Regions from separate parts of the Homo sapiens genome. Here region 2 is linked to region 1. A link is a contact called in ENCODE Hi-C or POLR2A ChIA-PET data. All regions are on one chromosome and are shown on one strand. The core of a region is the stretch at or near the end of the contact, and the rest is flanking DNA. Distances in the headings are between cores, read along the strand shown. Region 1 holds the start of SMANTIS (SMARCA4 interacting SWI/SNF chromatin remodeling complex scaffold lncRNA). Region 2 holds the start of PCBP1-AS1 (PCBP1 antisense RNA 1).

The links. A loop is a pair of places that touch in the nucleus more often than their neighbours do. ChIA-PET counts read pairs that join two places held with the same protein, here RNA polymerase II (POLR2A). Pooled maps may share reads with other maps.
Region 2: a pooled map shows a loop between it and region 1 (2.7-fold over the local background). The contact joins the promoter of PCBP1-AS1 here to the promoter of SMANTIS in region 1. A Hi-C loop is called at or near these places in 2 of 50 pooled maps. POLR2A ChIA-PET finds 5 or more read pairs at or near these places in 2 of 52 experiments (GM12878 and OCI-LY7).

What each region holds. Positions count from the first base shown.
Region 1 is chr2:69,797,585-69,800,284 of GRCh38, reverse strand. It overlaps SMANTIS (SMARCA4 interacting SWI/SNF chromatin remodeling complex scaffold lncRNA), which reads left to right and starts at 1,287. Exons shown (of 3, transcript NR_164155.1): 1 at 1,287-1,497. The region is part of intron 3 of ANXA4 (annexin A4); the gene reads right to left.
Region 2 is chr2:70,085,745-70,088,444 of GRCh38, reverse strand. PCBP1-AS1 (PCBP1 antisense RNA 1) reads left to right here and starts at 1,430. Exons shown (of 11, transcript NR_033872.1): 1 at 1,430-1,467. PCBP1 (poly(rC) binding protein 1) reads right to left here and starts at 968. Exons shown (of 1, transcript NM_006196.4): 1 at 1-968. The coding sequence starts at 701. It also overlaps a transcript of ASPRV1 not described here. RefSeq lists enhancers at 1-546, 1,752-1,961, 2,002-2,091, 2,232-2,371 and silencers at 882-941, 1,392-1,541.

The DNA.
Region 1 (2,700 bases), core at 38-2,537:
TAAACTGAAAAAAAAGGTGGGTCCTATGCCTTTCTCTTTTTATGAAAAAGGGAAAAGAAGAAGATACATAGATTCAGGACAATGTTCTCTTCAGAGATGGGCAGCAGCATAGAACAGTGGCTTGAACTCCAGCTCTGGAATCAGACTTGAGGCAGCTGATCATGCAAAGATGAAAGGAAAGTGTTCTAGGAATTATCTAGAATCCTGAATATACCACTTAATAGTTCTGAGACCGTGGGCAAGTCAGCCAGCCTCACTCACTATACTTTACCTTCTCAACAGTAAGACAAGCTTCTGTCAGGATTAAAACAGATAACCCATGGAAAGCATCTATCTCTATGTCTGACACATAGTAGAGCTTAATAAACATTTTCTATTATTGCTACGGTTGTTGTTACTGTTAGCAACATTGAGGCTGAGTAAAATGAATTCTTTTTGGATAGAAAGATGGTCTCATGGTCAAGTGTTTTTACCCAAATCTCAAGGAGATTCTAAATAGCAGCTAAGAACCAGGGGATACTTCTCTGGCCAAAAGTCTACTGAGACAAGGTCTTGGGGGCAGAGGCTAGGCCAGGTAGTTTGTGGTGCACATAGAATCACTGTACCTACCCAGCATGAAGGTGTTGGCCCCCAAGGAGCTAACTGGAGGGTAGCATGCTGGAAGACACTACCAGTGTTATAGGAGGCAAAAAGAAATTATTTAGGTAGACATTTAGGGTAAAGTGAGTCCCCAGCAGAAAACTTTCCTTTTAACAAAAAGCAGCTCAAAAATAGCTCCCTTTCTAACCACACACAGTTAAAAAAAATCACTTCTCTTCTAACAACAAGTAACCTGAAAGTTCAGGCTGTAAAATACAGATAAGACAGCTCAAGCACAGAAGAAGGGGTGGAAGTCTCCTGGGTAATTGCCAAACTTCACACTTATACAATGGGCCCCAGTAAAACAGTGGGTCTTAATAAGCACATTCCTTTCCCTTTAGGTGCACTAAGATAGAGAAACTAAAAGCAGACTCATGGGGCGGATGCCTGCAGCTGCAAGAAGATGTATGGGAACAGACACAGAAACTCTCCCTCCCAGATAAGCAAGACAAAGAAACACAGACTAAGAGTCAGCCTATGTGGTCAGGGAATGGGATAAAAGCTGATAAAAAAAATTCTGCTCTATATAGATAGCACACTTGGTCGCAGCTAAACCATCAGGCCCTAAGAGGATAAGACATCCCCTCCTCATGAGGCCCCTCCTCCCTAGACCATTTATAAAAACCCTGACATTTTTACTACTGCTTAGCAACCTGCTCGGGACCCCTCTCTGTGACTGTGAGCTGTTCTGTTCTTTTGCCTATTAAACTCCTGCTCCAAACTCACTCGATGTGTGTGTGCATGTCCTTGACCTCAATATCTGGTCGTGTGACCAAGAACCTCAGTATTCACCCCAGACAACAAGGCTGCTTCATTTTGAGGGCTCGTCTGGGATTTGAAGGTGACTTCATCAGAATGGTGAGTAAAGGAGCGGACTCTACTTTCACTTCCGAGGCTTCTTGTCCTCCGTTTTTATTCTCTCAAATAACTATCAAAAACACCGGGCATCTGACAGCTGATTAAGGAGCCACAAGGGCTGGCCACCAGTCTTGAAGACTCAGATGTGAGGCTTGCTGGGGAGGACCTGCCCTCAGGGTGCCGGGAATGTTGGCTGTGTCCAAACTAGTTTCTTTTCACAGAAAGCCTGGTTGTTGTATGGGGCTGGAATAGGTCCTGGAGCAACTGAGAATTTCTGGCCAGGGCCACACCCTGGTGTTATTCAAAAGGCTCCTGGACTGACCCCAGCCTCTGATTGCCTGACTGGGTGTCAGCCATAGGATCTCCAAGTTTTCCTATTGCAAATCTTATTTTCCTCCTTTCCTTTCTGCAGTCACCATGTCTCCCATCTCCTCTCTGTATGCAATGCTGCAGGAATTTTTATAGCCCAGGAAATAATTCAATTAGGCAGGTTTAGCAACCACCGTAGTAACCAGGAATGCAGGTTAAGGGATTGCTGTTTTTCTGACTTTTTACAGACAGGGGAATTCCATGATCCAGATCTCAAAGACTATTTAACTCCTAATGATAATACTTCCTGGGGTTGGGTGGGAGGTTATTTTCCCCCCAGTAAATGCCCCTCTGTCCACTTAGGCTGTTTCTTTTCCCATGTGAGGAACCAGCACTGTCCAGTCGGACCGGATAGCCCCTCTATGAGGCAAACTAACTTTCTCCTGTTAGGAGGTATGCTGTGGGGACAGCATGCCACAGGTCAGACTTCTCTCTCCATCCTTTGTTTAAAGAGCATATGGAGGCAAAGTTACTGCCTGGTATTCCACTAGCACCACCTAGTAAAATGGGAATCCTCTCCATGAGGAATCTTGTCTGCCCTTTGCTAAAAGTCTCTGGCTTTTCAGTTCTCCTCCCTTTTACATCCCTCTAATAGAGACCAAACCTTATGCCCCCTCTGCAAGTGGGAGAACTCTGCTTTCAGCAGCAAGGAGGAACATGTCCTCCAAAACCAAATTTTAGTCTCAGTACTCTCTCTGTTAGCAGGAAGGCCACCATTTGACCCTTACGTTCTCTGAAGACACCCATTCTGCCTACAACTAGAATGGCATCTAAATAGAAAGGGGATTTTATGTCTGGAAGTTAACCGGAACCACCACCTAAGAATAAATCCTC
Region 2 (2,700 bases), core at 181-2,680, 290 kb before region 1:
TCGAGCGGAGAAATGGTGTGTTGTCCTTGAATCGAGTAGGCATCTAGAGGTGGTCCCTCCAGGTCATGGGTGGCATGGGGGTAGCCCGCAGCGTCGCTGCACCGATCTTGGCCGCCCGCGCAGATGACTGGGGAGCTGGCCGGCATGGGCTGGTACGGAATGGTCATGACTCTCCCTTGCGGAGACTGGGAGAGCGTCTCCAGCATGACCAGGCAAATCTGCTTGACACACTCGGTGACAGACTGCGGCACGCCAGCGATGGTGATGGCCCGCTCGGTGGAGTTGGGCAGCATATCCCCCGCCACCTGGACCTGCGCCCCCGTACTCTCGCGGATCTCTTTGATCTTACACCCGCCTTTCCCAATCAGGGAGCCGCACTGGGTGGCCGGCACCACCAGCCTCAGGGTGACCGGGGGCCTGCTGGCCGCGGTACTGTTGGTCATGGAGCTGTTGATATCTTCCTCCAGCTTGTCGATGATCATAGCGAAAGCCTTAAAGATGGCATTGGTGGGGCCGGTCAGAGTGATGATTCTCTCCGGACAATTCCCCTCCGAGATGTTGATCCGCGCGCCACTCTCCTCGCGGATCCTCTTAACCGACTCCCCTTTCTTCCCAATGATGCTTCCTACTTCCTTTCCGTGCATAAGAAGCCGAATGGTGAGAGTCACATTTAGTCCACTTTCAGTCACACCGGCATCCATGGCGAGCGGCGGGCGGCGTTCGGGGGAGTTGGGCTCGTTACGTGGTCAAGTCTTTGGCGGCTGGCGGGGGGAGGGGAGGTGTAGGCCCAAAACTGCCGGCGCGAGGCGAGCGAGGGCCGCGGGAGCGAGCGGGAGCGGGCGGGAGGCCGCAGCGTAGTCGCAGGGGCGGGCGGCGGCGGCGGAGGGGGCGAGCGGGGCCGGGAGCGGCGGGCGGGCGGGTGGGCGAGGGCGCGGCGGTGGCGACTCCGGCGGCAGCCTCGGCGGTCTGGGCGGGGCGGGAAGCCCGCTTTCAACCCCGCGTACCCTCTGACCCCGGAAGTGCTTGCTGCGCAGGACCCCTTGAAAAAAAATGAGGACCCGTCTTTTTTAGGTCACAAGATTGCGCCAACCCTTACATGGTCCTTAAAAAAAAAACCTTCTGACACTGCAGTAGTGAAAATGAAGCGCACGATGGGCGGAAGCTGTGAGTCCGGCAAAGTTTTAAAATGATGACGTATTTTATTAACTCTAACGGCACTGGCGGGTGACTGAAAATACTAGTGCTGTGTATGCGGGATAGACATTATTTTCCTGCCCTACATGAGGGGCTCGTGCGCGGAACGACATGGGCAGCCCCGGCGGAAACTGCAGGCACAAGCCGGGACGCCGCGGGTTTAAAACATGCGCGTGAGGTGACCAGAGCGCGTGCGCGAGGGTGTGGGGGGATGGGAGGGGCAGCAGCCCTCTTCCGGGGGGGAGGGGCGGCGAGGCGAGGCCTGCGGAGCGGGTGCGCGCGGGCGGGCACGTGGGGCCCTTTCGTCCCCGGCGTCCGGGCGCCCTGCATGGATCCCCCACCCCAGCTCCTGCTCCCCGGCGGCGGCCGGTGGGCAGAAAGACCGAAACCCACTCACGGCCGCCTGCCGAATCGCGGCTCTGCTGTTTGTGGGGCGTGCTAGAAACGTGGTCCTAAAAAGAATGGCGTCCATTTACATAATGCTTTGTTTGCGTTTCGCAAGTTTCTTTCGGTTAAAGCCACAGAAACCCCACCTCCTGCCCTTGTGTCGTTTCCACCGCGGCACCCTTTTCCGACATTAGAAACAATAGTGTACGCCTGTGGAGGCCTCGTTTGTTCAGGGGCTGCCGGCCAGGGCTTCAGGACGTTTCTGCGGCTTTCCCCGCGCGGCCTGGGCTCCCGCGGCTGCTTTTCGGGCCCATGGGCGCAGCCACTGCGCCAGGCTCAAGGGGGGCGGCCCCGTCAGGGCCCGCCATCTTGGAAGGCCTTTTTTGCCGGTTCTTCCCGCTGAGGAAGTGTCGCTCAAGACGCTGGCCTATGAGTTGTGATTTCTGCCTTTTCCCCTTCCTCCTTGGGCTAAGCCAGACCAGAAAGGGCCCCGTGCGCAACGTGCTTCACAATCTCTCAGGGAAAGCGGCTAACGTGGCGCTACTCCGCCTCCCCTGTTCCTTACCCTTGGGGCGGCCGCCATGTTTCCTGAACACAAAATGGCGACACGTGGTTAGCATTCGTCGCCAACGAGAAATTGGGGTCGGCCCGAAAGCTCTAGAATGCACCCCTCTTCCTCCCCGGGGCCTTCCACCTCCGCGAGTTTTATGACTTAAAAAAGCCCACAGGCTGGTCTGAAGGTCGGAGGCCTAATTTTAACGCGTTTTCCTCCCTTTAATTTGAAACGGGAACGCGAATGACTGTAAAATGTGGGCACAATATTTAATCTCTCGCCTTTTTAAAGCTTAATAGTGGATAATAGGGGGGCAGTATCAAGGGATAATTTGGGTCCCCACAGTACCAAAGCATTTAGAAACCTCTGTTTAATTTAAGGAATGAGATAAGTTACTGCTTTTCTAGACTTCCTAGCATGGGCTGTTGTGCTGGAGAGAACGAGAGCTACGAAGAGACTACAGTGCCTCTGACTTTTTCATAGGACAGTTGGCCGGTGAATCTTATTAATAGTTTACCACAATTAAGTGTTCATTTTTAGTCTAGAAGGGACAGGCGTTTATTGTG